Regions from separate parts of the Homo sapiens genome. Here region 1 is linked to region 2. Evidence: chromatin contacts called from ENCODE Hi-C data. All regions are on one chromosome and are shown on one strand. Each heading gives the region's core, a stretch centred on a gene start or an enhancer-like site at or near the end of the contact. The rest is flanking DNA. Distances are from core to core; before and after follow the strand shown.

The links. Hi-C counts contacts between places; a loop is a spot of excess contacts on that map. Pooled maps may share reads with other maps.
Region 1: a map of CD8-positive, alpha-beta T cell shows a loop between it and region 2 (13-fold over the local background). The contact joins the promoter of MRPL16 here to the promoter of ZFP91-CNTF in region 2. A Hi-C loop is called at or near these places in 1 of 168 maps with a recorded cell type or tissue (CD8-positive, alpha-beta T cell), 2 of 37 single-sample maps with no recorded cell type and 9 of 50 pooled maps.

What each region holds. Positions count from the first base shown.
Region 1 is chr11:59,806,166-59,812,641 of GRCh38, reverse strand. MRPL16 (mitochondrial ribosomal protein L16) reads left to right here and starts at 1,864. Exons shown (of 4, transcript NM_017840.4): 1 at 1,864-2,038; 2 at 2,722-2,787; 3 at 4,793-4,941; 4 at 5,810-6,476. The coding sequence starts at 1,984. The coding sequence ends at 6,295. RefSeq lists an enhancer at 1,651-1,870.
Region 2 is chr11:58,576,745-58,583,719 of GRCh38, reverse strand. It overlaps ZFP91-CNTF (ZFP91-CNTF readthrough (NMD candidate)), which reads right to left and starts at 4,606. Exons shown (of 13, transcript NR_024091.1): 1 at 4,098-4,606. ZFP91 (ZFP91 zinc finger protein, atypical E3 ubiquitin ligase) reads right to left here and starts at 4,657. Exons shown (of 11, transcript NM_053023.5): 1 at 4,098-4,657. The coding sequence starts at 4,438. It also overlaps a transcript of LPXN not described here. RefSeq lists enhancers at 3,588-4,279, 5,024-5,253, 4,973-5,665, 5,284-5,803, 5,824-5,903 and 1 more and a silencer at 4,184-4,603.

The DNA.
Region 1 (6,476 bases), core at 615-3,114, 1.2 Mb before region 2:
GGGCTATTCAGGGTCTTTTGTGGTTCCAAATGAATTTAAGGGTTGTTTTTCCTATTTCTGTGAAAAATGGCATTGGAATTTTGATAGGGATTGCACTGGATCCGTAGATTGCACTTTTTGGCTCTTTTGAAATAAACAATAAGGTAGAAGTTTTGGGGTACCAAAAGACTTAGAGACCAATCAAACCGTGATTTTAGTGCCACTTCATTTTTCACTCAAAACAATATTGCACAATATTCAACTTGAGGACTAAGCTCTGATTTTTTATCTTGCCCAAATTCCTACCTAAGGGAATCATGCCCTACAAACCATAAATTCTCATCATATAGGTTTTATTTTACCCTATATATTGTGACTTACTTTTCAACATGACTCTGGCATAACATTATGAGACAAAGAAAAAAATATTTAACCCCAAAATATATTTCTTTGCCATATCTTGAAATTGCCCTGCAAAGTCTCTTGCGGGAAAAATCCATTTCTATAGGTATTCTCTTTCCCCTTTGTTTTCCTTCCTTCCTTCCCAGATCCAGGAGACAATCAACTAAGAGCCAGGCATATTTTTTTTTCTCTGTCTTGCCCAGTCTGGAGTCTGGAGTGCAGTGGCGTGATCTCGGCTCACTGCAACCTCCGCCTCCTAGGTTCAAGTGATTCTCCTGCCTCAGCTTCCCGAGTAGCTGGGATTACAGGCACCCGCCACCACGTCCAGCTAATTTTTTGTATTTTTAGTGGAGACGGGGTTTCACCATGTTGGTCAGGCTGGTCTTGAACTCCTGACCTCAGGTAATCTGCCCGCTTTGGCCTCCCAAAGTGCTGGGATTACAGGCGTGAACCACTGCGCCCGGCCTCCAGGCACCCTTTAAGTCAGATAAAAAAACAATTTACAACAGTCTTTCTCTAAAGTCTGCTATCTAAGAGCTTCCTCTGCATAATAAAACTTGGTCTCTACAATCATTTATGTTTAACCTGAACATTCCTTTCTATCCATCCCAGGTCTTTGGACAAACTCAACCAATTGTCAACCAGAAAATGTTTACATTTACCTATAGCCTAGAAGCCCACCTTGACTTGTCCCGCCTTTCTGAACCAAACCAATGTATTTCTTAAATGCATTTGATTGATGTCTCATGCCCCTCTAATATGTATAAAGCCAAGCTGCACTTCTACCACCTTGGGCACATGTTCTCAGGACCCCCTGAGGGCTGTGTCACAGGCCATGGTTGCTCATATTTGGCTCAGAATAAATCTCTTCCAATATCTTACAGAATTTCACTCTTTTCATCAACAATATTGTTCATTCACTGAGATCTCTGGAATCACAGACTGTGCTCAAATTCTGATGGTACTGTTTTCCTGTTGTATGACCCAGAACAAGTTAAATTATTTCACCCTCAGGATGGAATCTGCAAAATAAGTATAATGACTTATCTCACAGATTCGTTGGCAGGACTAACGAATGAGGTACTCAATGACACATTGCAATTGCCCTATACATGTTAAACCATTGCTAAATCTGGTATTCTCCTAATGTCTTTGAGGGGTCCCCTAGAAAATCATCTCAAAGGCTGTGAATCGTAAGGGACCACCTTGCTAAGCAACCGGCAGGCACTAACAGTTGTACTCCGCAGAAAAATAAATAAATAAAACAAAAGACTCCCCGCCCCGCCGCCCTCTTCTTCTGGGGAAAGACTGGAGATTGGAAGGAGAACCCTAGAGAGCCAACAGGGCCCCTGGGCGTGGCTGGGCGGACGGCGCCTTTGACCGCAGGAACTCAACCTCCCCCGGAACTCAACCCCCGTCGCTCGAGTTTCTTTCGCTTCCGTCGGGACTCTGCGGAGTGGACCCGAGTGAACACAACTTCCGGCCCCACTGAGCGGTGTCCTGAGCCGATTACAGCTAGGTAGTGGAGCGCCGCTGCTTACCTGGGTGCAGGAGACAGCCGGAGTCGCTGGGGGAGCTCCGCGCCGCCGGACGCCCGTGACCATGTGGAGGCTGCTGGCTCGCGCTAGTGCGCCGCTCCTGCGGGTGCCCTTGTCAGGTCAGAAGTCCCTTTTGGTTCCTAAAGACTTTACCCCTCTTCCTCCCCCACCCTCCAGTGCTTTTTCTCCCTAACCCAAAAGGCGGCTCTGCATATGCTTGGTGAAGCACTGGTTAGGAACTACGCTATCGCACCGCCGACCTCCACCGTAGGGGTTCGTGCAAGAGGGTCACAGCTGCGTCTGGGAGTCGGCGCCCAGAGATCCCGGCTGGCCTTTTGCGGAGCCTGAGCCTTTGAGTCCATTTAGTGGAATCCGCATCCCACACCTCAAGACTCCTCCGGCGGAAGTACTTTTGGGCGGGCGCGGTGGCTCACGCCTTTAATAGCAGCACTTTGGGAGGCCGAGGCGGGCGAATCACTTGAGGTCAGTAGTTTGAAACCAGCCTGGCCAACATGGTGAAACCCTGTCTCTACTGAAAATACAAAAAAAATTAGCTGGGCGTGGTGGTGGGCGACTGTAATCCCAGCTAGTCCGGAGGCTGAGGCAGGAGAATCTCTTGAACCCGGGAGGCGGAGGTTGCAGTGAGCCGAGATCGCGCCACTGCACTGGATCCTGGGCGACAGAGTAAGACTCCGTCTCAAAAAAATAAAATAAATAAAAATAAGAAGTAGTACCTTTGGCCCAGGTTGTATCGGGGTCCCGGCCTGTTACCTTCGTCGTTTAACTTGATTTGTCTTTGTAGATTCCTGGGCACTCCTCCCCGCCAGTGCTGGCGTAAAGACACTGCTCCCAGTACCAAGTTTTGAAGGTGAGAGCTTGTCTTTCTCCTGTTCGTAAATCTTTTCTCTGATGGAAACCAGGAGCGGGTGGGAGATGACATAGGAATGTTCTCGTGTTTCCCATCCCCGTTCACTCTTTCAATAAATATGTTTTTAGAGCTTACAGTTTTGCCAACTAATATTCTGAGCACTAGAAATAAATCAAAGACAAAGGAAACCAAAAAAGTTCCTTGCTCTTACGGAGCAGCGTCTAATGAGATAGCTCCCCTAAAACCTCCCACTGGTGTGTGTCCCATGGTCCACTCAGCCAGTAGTCATTGGCCTGAAATCTGGATTTTTGAGCGGGCATGGTGGCTCACGCCTGTAATCACAGCACTTTAGGAGGCGGAGGCGGGTGGATCACTTGAGGCCAGGAGTTGGAGACCAGCCTGCCAACCTGGTGAAACCCCATCTCTACTAAAAATACAAAAAATTAGCTGGGCGTGGTAGTTTACACCTGTAATCCCAGCTACTCAGGAGGCCACTGCACTCCAGCCTGGGCAACAGAGTGAGACTCTGTCTCAAAAGAAAAAAAAAACCTGAACTTTTGATGTTCTTTCCAAATAAGTTTACATATATGCAGTCATCTAACGATATGTGAAAAAGCTTTAATTTGTTAAATTTAAGCCACAATATCGTAAAACTAGTTTACTTTTTAAAAAAGAAATATACTGGAACCCTCAAAAAAAATGAATAGGGTCTGTACATCTGAGGGTCTTCTGTACAGAATTGTTAAACCACGTTTTGAAAGTACATTTTGACTTGTAGGTGAAAGAAAGCATTACTAAGATTCTCTGTAGCTACATATAGAAGTTGAGGGGCAGCTTCTGAAACTCTGATAGTAATAATTTGGTATTTCCTCAAACTCTTCTATTTTGTATTTGTCTCCATTATAAAGCCATACTTGGTTCATTTAAGAAATTTTTAAAAATGATTTGTATGTTAACTTTTTTCCCCAAATCGTCAAGTAAGGATGATAAAGAAGATGTCACATGTCTGGCCTGAAGTTTTGCCCACCCACCAAAACCTGGCACACTGACCTGTGCAGGTCTCAGCATGAAAAGTCCCTGCATATATGAGAGAAAGAGCATTGATCAAAGGATTCCTAGGTTGTAAGTTTCTCAACAAGAATGTGGCAGAGCTGGAGAACTTAGATATTTTTATGTACAATATAGTATTCTTCCACTACCCCCATTAACATCCAGAGAGGCAGGGAAATATATGTATATATTTTTGTGACATGGTATGTAGCTTTGCTGTTGAACTGGATGGCATAGACCAGATTATAAAGTGTTTTTAGCCCTCGGGTTCCTCTTCTATAAAATGGAGATTAAAAATACTACCTGCCTAATATCCTGTTTGTTGATCTGGGTAATAGTGGTGTGTGTTCATGTGTTCACTTTCTGGTAATTCACTGAGCTGTATATTTTTAATTTGGCCCTTTGATATAGCTGTGTTAAACTTTGACAAGTTTAAAATTTTTAAAAAGAGAGCCCTGAAAGAATACCAAGGCTATAAAGTTATTTTAAAGATTAAGTGAACTAGTGGTTTCCAAACAATCCCTGTTACAGTGTTAAGCACAGAGTTGGTGATTAATAAGTGCATTTGGATTCAGAGGATAAAACTTTGCTATCTTTAAAGTTTTAGAAACATTTGCATTAGCCACTGTCACAGCCAGAAGATTCCAGTGTCACTAAAAGCATCTGCAAAAATGTAATATACCTTTACAGTTACTGTTCAGTGGTAACTTTAAGACTTTCAGGCTGGATATGGTGGCTCGCACTTGTAATCCCAACACTTTGGGAGGTAAAGGCAGGAAAATCACTTGAGGCCAGGAGTTTGAAACCAACCTGGGCAACATAGTGAGACCCTGTCTCTACCAAAAAATGAAGAAGAAAGAAATTAAGACTTTCACCTGTTATAAATCTTTCTAGGAAAATAGATCTTTTGAGATGTATAGTTTTACTTTATCCTGGTTGTCTGTGCTTCTTTTAGATGTTTCCATTCCTGAAAAACCCAAGCTTAGATTTATTGAAAGGGCACCACTTGTGCCAAAAGTAAGAAGAGAACCTAAAAATTTAAGTGACATACGGGGACCTTCCACTGAAGCTACGGAGTTTACAGAAGGCAATTTTGCAATCTTGGTGAGTGAATTCAGCATCGAGCAGCAATGGGATGGAAGCTAGGGAATAACAAAATCTCATACTCCTTGAGATAATTTAGTCTCTTCCTCCACAGTTTTTATTAGAACTGCCACCAGTTGCTCTTTAAACTGGTATGTACAGAGGCTACTGGGTACCCAGTAAACATTTGGGTTATATATCTTTTTTTTTTTTAATGTAGAGTGAAAATAACGTAAAAGCAGAAGGAAGGGGCTAGCTAATGTGCCCCATAATCAGATCATGAGATCTTTTCAAGCCCTGGTAAAAATAAAACCATCCACAATATAGGATGTGGAAGACAGCTGTTTCCTTACTTGTTGAGTAGCTTCCATGAAGACTTGATGTCAGCAGCCACACAAATGGGTGTGCACTAGGATTTGTTTTCCACCAGGCAGCCAGAGTGATATTCCAAAGTCCTCTTCCTGCAGCCTACATAATCACCCCCACTGACCTCTCAGAACCTCCTGCCCACTCTCCCCATTCCTCACCCTACTCCAGCCACATTGGCTTCTGTTCAACTTGCCAAGCCCTCTGCTGTGCCAGGGCCTCCACATAAGCCTTTCTTATGCCTGGCACACTCCTCTCTTTTCCCTTGGCTAGTTCTTTTTATTCTGGTCTTAGCTTTAGATGTCACCTCTTCAAAGAAGCCTTCCTGGCTCTCCACTGAAATGGGTCCCCCTTCACTCTATTACTGTGTACCCTAGGCTTTTCCTCCATGGGACTTATTAGAACTTAGATTTTTATTTTCAATTGTATCATTGAAGCCACAGTTACTAGAAGAGACAAAATAATGAGCCCATAGATGATGTCGAAGTCCGCATGTGTTTCTAATTCTCCCATTCACTTTTAGGCATTGGGTGGTGGCTACCTGCATTGGGGCCACTTTGAAATGATGCGCCTGACAATCAACCGCTCTATGGACCCCAAGAACATGTTTGCCATATGGCGAGTACCAGCCCCTTTCAAGCCCATCACTCGCAAAAGTGTTGGGCATCGCATGGGGGGAGGCAAAGGTGCTATTGACCACTACGTGACACCTGTGAAGGCTGGCCGCCTTGTTGTAGAGATGGGTGGGCGTTGTGAATTTGAAGAAGTGCAAGGTTTCCTTGACCAGGTTGCCCACAAGTTGCCCTTCGCAGCAAAGGCTGTGAGCCGCGGGACTCTAGAGAAGATGCGAAAAGATCAAGAGGAAAGAGAACGTAACAACCAGAACCCCTGGACATTTGAGCGAATAGCCACTGCCAACATGCTGGGCATACGGAAAGTACTGAGCCCATATGACTTGACCCACAAGGGGAAATACTGGGGCAAGTTCTACATGCCCAAACGTGTGTAGTGAGTGTAGGAGATAACTGTATATAGGCTACTGAAAGAAGGATTCTGCATTTCTATTCCCCTCAGCCTACCCACTGAAGTCTTTGGGTAGCTCTTAAGCCATAACTAAGGAGCAGCATTTGAGTAGATTTCTGAAAAACAATGTTATTTGTTGATTTAAAAAGAAAACTGTATTTTTATTA
Region 2 (6,975 bases), core at 3,357-5,856:
CCCAATTAACACACCATAACTGCTAATCATCCCATCTTTAAATAAAAACTGCAGAAATAATTGCTAAATTTTTGAAAAATTATATAACAAACTTTTCCAAAAACCTTGAAAGTTGGTTCAATGTTTCTATCATCATACTGATTAAGATCCTGATCACAGGATTTCAGTCTTGTACAACTGAAGGCTTCTCCAAAGAACTGTAAGTTTTTTCAATTCAGAATATTACCACCTCTTCATCCTCACTATCCATGACCTTCAAAAGGGAAACAGCAAGAAAGGTCACCTAAAGGTTTATTACTGTTTTAATTTTAGCAAGAAAATATACCAAAAATGGAATTTCACATACTAGAAAATAAAACTACTTTCCTTAATCTGAACCTGAAGGAAGACATCTAAAAATACTCAGTATTAGCTAATATGGTTACTCAACAGCGAAGTTAGAATTTTTAAAAAGTATTTGTCCCTAAAGTTTTAAGTTTTGAAATGCACAGGATAAATGAAGGGCTATTACATGTAAGAATGAAAAAAAGCCTTATACATTTTAACCTAGTCTTAATTTGACAATTTCATTCCCTACTAGCAGAACGCATGGATGAATCAGAAAAAAATCATAGGCAAAAACTAGTATACTAATGCTACTAGATTTTACTTCAAAAATTAAAGACAGTATATAAACGTGCACTTGAAATAACTGTAATTTACTGGCTAACATACAGCAAATGATCAGTCTTACTCTTAGTATGGATACATAAACTTTCTTCAAATTTGGTTTATTTTTCCTACTAGCTTTCTATGCTTCAATTTATCATGATTCTAGCATTTAACTCTGTGCTTCTCTTGAGCACAATGAAAAATTTTTATTTCCCCTTCATCCACAAATATTTCCTCTTCCCAATAACCCCTAAATAGTTCATTGTGAAAAGAAGTTGTTATAAACATCAGATTATAAAAACTGTAAGCTAAATATGTCATCTCGCAAATTCATAAAATATCAATTATAAATGAAGCAATTATAAATGAAGAGGTTAAGTGACTTGCTCAAGGCCACTTACTGCACAGTACAAAGCTGGAACATAAAACTTTCTGACTAAAGTCCAATGCTTTATCCACTCTATTATTTTGCCTTCCAATGGGAACAGAGGTTTCAACCAATCCAAATCTATCTATTTCTTGACCTTTTAAACTATGGTATACTTTACTATCACTTTAATTAAGAAAATCAAATGTAGGTTAAACAGCTGATTACTAAGATTGTATACAGGGAAATGCTGGGATATGGAAAAAGGACTAGCGCGAACAAGTAAGTAATACAGAATAAACCTTCCTTTTTAAAATTTTCAAAATGTCATTTGGAAAACAGAAATGACTCAAAGTCAAAGATACCAGACCAGGGTTTGGACTCAAAACCTCTTGAAATATCTTAAAGGATTAAATTATGTAGAAAAAATTAAGTCTTAAAATGTATTTTATGACTGAAAATCTGTATACCATACACACATTTGACATATCTCCACTAATTAATGCATCTTTGCCTTACACCCCAAGGTCCTTGAAGATGAGGGCCATGTCTCATTTTTCTTTCTACCACCTAGTTCAGCATAGTACCAGGCCCAGATACTGATGAAACAAGTTTGCCAAGCTAAAATGCTTTAGCATTCCTCTGATTTCCAGATTATGGAATAAGGTAAAAATGTGTAACAAAAACTCTATTATGACGAAAATTTGTTTAACAACCTGATCAAAAACACAGTCAAGAGATAATTTTGGGGCTGAAAGAAGAATGCCATTGTCACTACTGTTTTCTAATGATATTGGATGGGAGGCGGGTGGCGCTAAGAATTCAGCCTTATTTCTTCCTCCCCACAAGGAACATTGTGCAGAAAAAAGGAAGGAATTTAATTAAGTCATCTTCATCCATATACAACAGTAACAGTTATATGGAATTAAAGCGTCACTAGTACTTTGTTGCCAAGAGTTAGGGCAAAAATAAATCATGACAGCAGGTAAAATTACTGTTTTAGATAAAAATTATTTATTTTCCTTCAAAAATTAAACAGCAGGCTGGGCGCAGTGGCTCACGCCTGTAATCCCAGCACTTTGGGAGGCTGAGGCGGGTGGATCACCTGAGGTCAAGAGTTGGAGACCAACCCGGCCAATATGGTGAAACCTCACCTCTACTAAAATTACAAAAATTAGCTGGGATTGGTGGCGGGCGCCTGTAATGCCAGCTGCTTGGGATGACGAGGCAGGAGAATTGCTTGAAGCCAGGAGGCGGAGGTTGCAGTGTGCAGAGATCATCGTGGCACTGCTCCAGCCTGGGCAACAGAGCAAAAACTCCATCTCCAAAAAAAGAAATTAAACAGCAGGTACCATTTTAGACATAATTATCTTATCTTGAGATATAGGTATATTTAATTTTCAAGGGGTAGGTGAGAATAAAAGGAAATTTTAAAAATATTTTAAGTATTACCCTCTCTACGAATAGTAATATTAAAGAGTGAAAAAATCATATTTTGCATAATTTATATGAAAAACCTCACTACAAACCACTCAAGGATCTACCATCCCACCATTACTGAAAAACGCAACTTGTACTTAGTATTTACAACAGGCATTGTGTCTAGCACTTTACACACTGTATTTAATTCTCACAAACTCACGTTGCAGAGATTATCCTCTATAGGTAAGGAAACTAAGGCATGGGTAGGTTAAGGAATTTGCTCACGGAATTCATATCCAAATGAGGTCAATGATATACATGTATCTTTTCAAATTCATGAGATTAAACAATATAGAACTATAAAATTTTTGTAAGATGAAATGCATCTACAGCAATTAGAAGTCTAATTGCAGCTGAATCTGTAAGTACAGATTTTTGCTGTCGACAGAACTGCAGTTCTTACAACAAATTCTCTAAATTATGTTAACTTAGCTGACATTCAAAAATTTGAAAGCATATCTAATACCACAATATGATTACCTCTGAATTTTATTTCTCTTTCTGAGAGGCTTCTAAGGCAAGCATGCCAAGACACAGGCTTAACTCTTAATTTTGGACCAAGTCTGTTTCAAGTTTTAAATCTATTAGGTCTGGTGTAAGTCAAACCTTGCCACTATCTCTACTGGAAGAAAGGGAACACTTAAAACTGACTCCCCCTCACTTCAATTTTCTCTGTTTTTACTAATCTGTTTTCACTCAAAAATCAAAGGTCACTAATGATGTTTTCAGTCATGAATTGAATAGTCAATGTGATTAATTTCTAGAATTTACAAACTTGTGTGCTTCAGTATTCTTAACATGAGTATTATTTTAACGAACAATTTAAGACAATGCTCCTGGCCACCTGTTCATGTTTCCTCTATTACGTCTAGGTAATAAAGGAATTCCTCTCAGATGATTCTAATTTCAAGGATGAAGTTCCTACATTTAAAAACACGAAACACAAAGATAAAACATATGCTACTTAGTAAAAACAAACATTAAAGAATGCTCATATAATTTTATATGAAAGACTCCATACTTAAAATCGTAGCAGTGGGCTTTTAACCTGACCATAATAAGTGGCAAATTTCTCAAAAGAATGAGAAGGGTTGCGAAAAATTTAGAAAAGTGAAAAAAAAAAAAAGCTACATAAACACACTAGTACATCTGGCTCTTGAGCTAACGCGAAGGCGGGGGGGAATCATTTTTGAAGGCTATGATCGGGCTGTGTATTCCCTAAAGGGCATGTGATGTAATACTGGAGAGCCGCCTAAAGGAAAGGGATAGGGTGACAAAGGGGGTGCGGATGCCAGAAAGAGGGATGAGCCTGCGGGTGTCAGGGAGGAGGTGGATCACTAGCGAGTGCAGGGGTGTATCAAAAGATGATTTCGGGGAGTGGGGAAACGGCCCGACAAGCGAAGGTACAGGAGCGAGATGAGGGTGGCGCAGAGAGGAGGCACGAAGGCTCCCGGGGAAACGGTGTGACATCTGGCGTGCGGAGCCGGCAGGGGGCAGACCAGGCAGGATGTCACGTGGAGTAGGCGCTACGGGAGCCGAGAGGGTTGCGTACGGACAGAGGGGGGTCTTTCCCACCGCCTGAAAGACTGTTACTCACAGGAGTCGCGGACTCTTCTTGCCCTGAACTGGAGACGGGGACTTCGCGGCCTGGGGCTGCTGCCCGGGGACGTCGGGAGGCCTGGCGCTGGGGCTGCTCCTCCGCCGGCGGGGATACTCGGCCTTCCTCCGGCGGGACACAGCTGCGGCGGCGGCGGCCGCAGCGGCCCGGCCTCGGTCCCGACCTCCCCTCAGCACGCGGCTGCTAGTGGTCCCTGCAGGCGCCGCCGCGACCGCCTCAGGGGGCCGTTGTTGGGGCTCCTCCGGAGCCGCCTTGGCCGCCTCTCCCCCTTCCTGGTCCTGCTGCTCCGGGGGTCTCGGCTCTTCCGTCTCCCCCGGCATCGGGGCTTGTCCGTCCCCCACCCCCTAGTCCTAGGCGGCGGAGGCGGAGGCGGCGGCCTCGGCGCTGCTCCCCCCGCCCCCTCGCCTCCCGAAGCCTGCGGCTCACTCTCACCCTGCGCTCCTCTTTCCCCCCTCCCCTCCGCCCGGCTCCGAGGGCGCCCCCCCCACCCCCTGCCACTCAAGGTCCGCTACCGCTGGCGGCGCGCGCGCGCGCGCCACAGACGCTCAGCGGGCCAATCGGAAAAGAGGACAAGCCTCCTCACCCCGCCCCTCGCAGTCTTACACGCAGCGGCGCCCCAGGTTCCCTCCCCCACCCCTTCCTTCAGCCAATCAGGAAACGGCTAAAAGGGGAGCGCGCGAGGTTTCCTTCCCCGCGCACCCGTTCTCACCGTTAAACGGCTGTGTCTCGCGACAATCCCAAAGTGACCTTTTTCCCCCCTCCAGACTTCAACGCGCGCTAGGGGCAGTGCGAGGGGCAGGTCTCGCGAGGGAGGCGGGTGAGAAGAAATCGCACCTCTTTCCCCGCCTCACGCAAACCCTAGACTGGCTGCGCGCGCACCTGCCTCCCTGAGGAGCCACTGATACCACAAGGGCTCTTTCTATTCTTCTTTAGGCCGCAGAAGTAGCCTGGGCGTTCTTCCGCCTCCACCCTACCCCACTTTCCTGTCTTTGGCCTTTCTGTCCCCAGCGCCGCCAGATCTTGCGCGGAGAAGGGGGTAGTATTTTGAGCTGTCGCTTCTCCTTTAAGAAAAAAAGCCCCGTCGGTTGCCGGATGAAAGTCTCTGAAAAAATGGCGGCGGCAAAACGGAGGCGGGGTTGTGGGGGCAACGAGGGCCCGCCTCTTGGCGCATGCGCACCGTTAACTTAACCAAGGGCATTCTGGGAGATGAAGTCTTATTTCGCCTAGGCTTTAGGAAAAATAGATGGGAAACCAGAGGTGGAGAGGATGCCGGGAGGTTCTAACTGAGTCACGACGGGAAAGGTAGTTTACTTTCCGCAGTCTAGAGTTTACCTTTTTTTCGGGAGGCAGTGTTTCCGGGTTAGGTCGCGACGCGTGCCGTACATCCGGGCTCAAGCGTCGAGCCAATTGCTGGTCTGATGGGAGGGTTTTTCCTACTTTTTCTTACTTTTTATCTGGGCGTTGGCGTACCTTTCTCGGGGTGTCTGCGTAACTGCCCAGACTTGCCTTGGTTTGGTCAGATGACACCTCCTCTGGGACTGGCTAGCCAGCGTTCATGTCTACATTATTGATCTCGTCTTCCGGTGTGTGAGTCACTCACCTGTGAGCTCCTAGAGGTCAGCGACTAAATCTGGTTCCATGGGGTCCTTGGGCCCTCGGAGCCCTAGCACAAGGCCCACTACTCAGTTGGCTCTTAATCAAATCTGTGAAACGAATTATAAAGTTGCTTTTCTACTAGACCTTGTTGGGACACCAAGGAGCCGGCGTCGGTTGCTTAACTTGGATGCGGTGCCTGACCTAGAGGGAGGCGAAAGGGTTGTGAGCGTGACATGACTGGTGACCTACACCGAGAAGCTGAAGGGTCTCTTAAGCTCTGCGGCCGGAAGCCATCTGCTTCTGCGGTTTATACAATAGCAACTTTATCAGAGGTTACTTTTCTGCACGCTAGCGTATGACATTAATTTGTCTTCCTGATTCATCAAAGGGAATTTCCGTTGCAGTTGGTGATGCAGTGGGCCTCTCCCATTTCTTTTTTCTTTTCATCCATTACAATCAAGGAACGATTTGCAAGAACATCCTTTACCCCTGGAAAATAAGGCATCCAGGGCTAAAAGTCCCAAAAGAAAGAAGCTGGAAACAAGATCTGGGGATCCAATTTTAAATTTCACATTAATCATTCAGTTAAACTGTAGACAAGTGCTGAAGTACATTTTTCCTTCCAGTACTTTGACTCAGATACCACTTCATATTAGACAAATGTTTTATATTCTCTACTGAGTATTTTCCATTTTCATAGGGCTAATGTCATTTTCAGTTGTAATAATCGATTGGCATAGTGTCAATGGAAATTTTTTAAGATTGAGTTTGTAGTGAGCAGACTTTTGGAAGGAACAGTGCTGACATCCAATGGATGCTCAAAGTAATACAGAGGAGGAATCTCCTTTCAAAAAAAAATGTACAGACAGTGGAATGGAGAATGAATTATTCCCTAAAAAAAAAAAGCCACTGTGGGCTGGATGTGGTAGCTCACCCCCGGAATCCCAGCGCTTTTGGATGCCAAAGTGGGAGGATCCCTTGAGCCCAGAACTTCCAGACCAGCCTGGGCAACATAGGGAGACCACCCTCTACATAAAAAATAAAAATAAAGCTTTTAAGCTAACCTGGTGGCGTGATGGGATGCACCTCTGGTCCCAGCTACTCCAGAAGCTGAGAAGGGCAAATCGCTTGAGTTCAGGAGTTCGAGTTGGAGGTTACACTGAACTATGATAGTACCTTTGCACGCCAGCCTGGGTGACAGAGAGCTTGTCTTAAAAAAAGTAAAGAAGGCTACGGTGTTGTAGAGGAAAGATCCCAGACT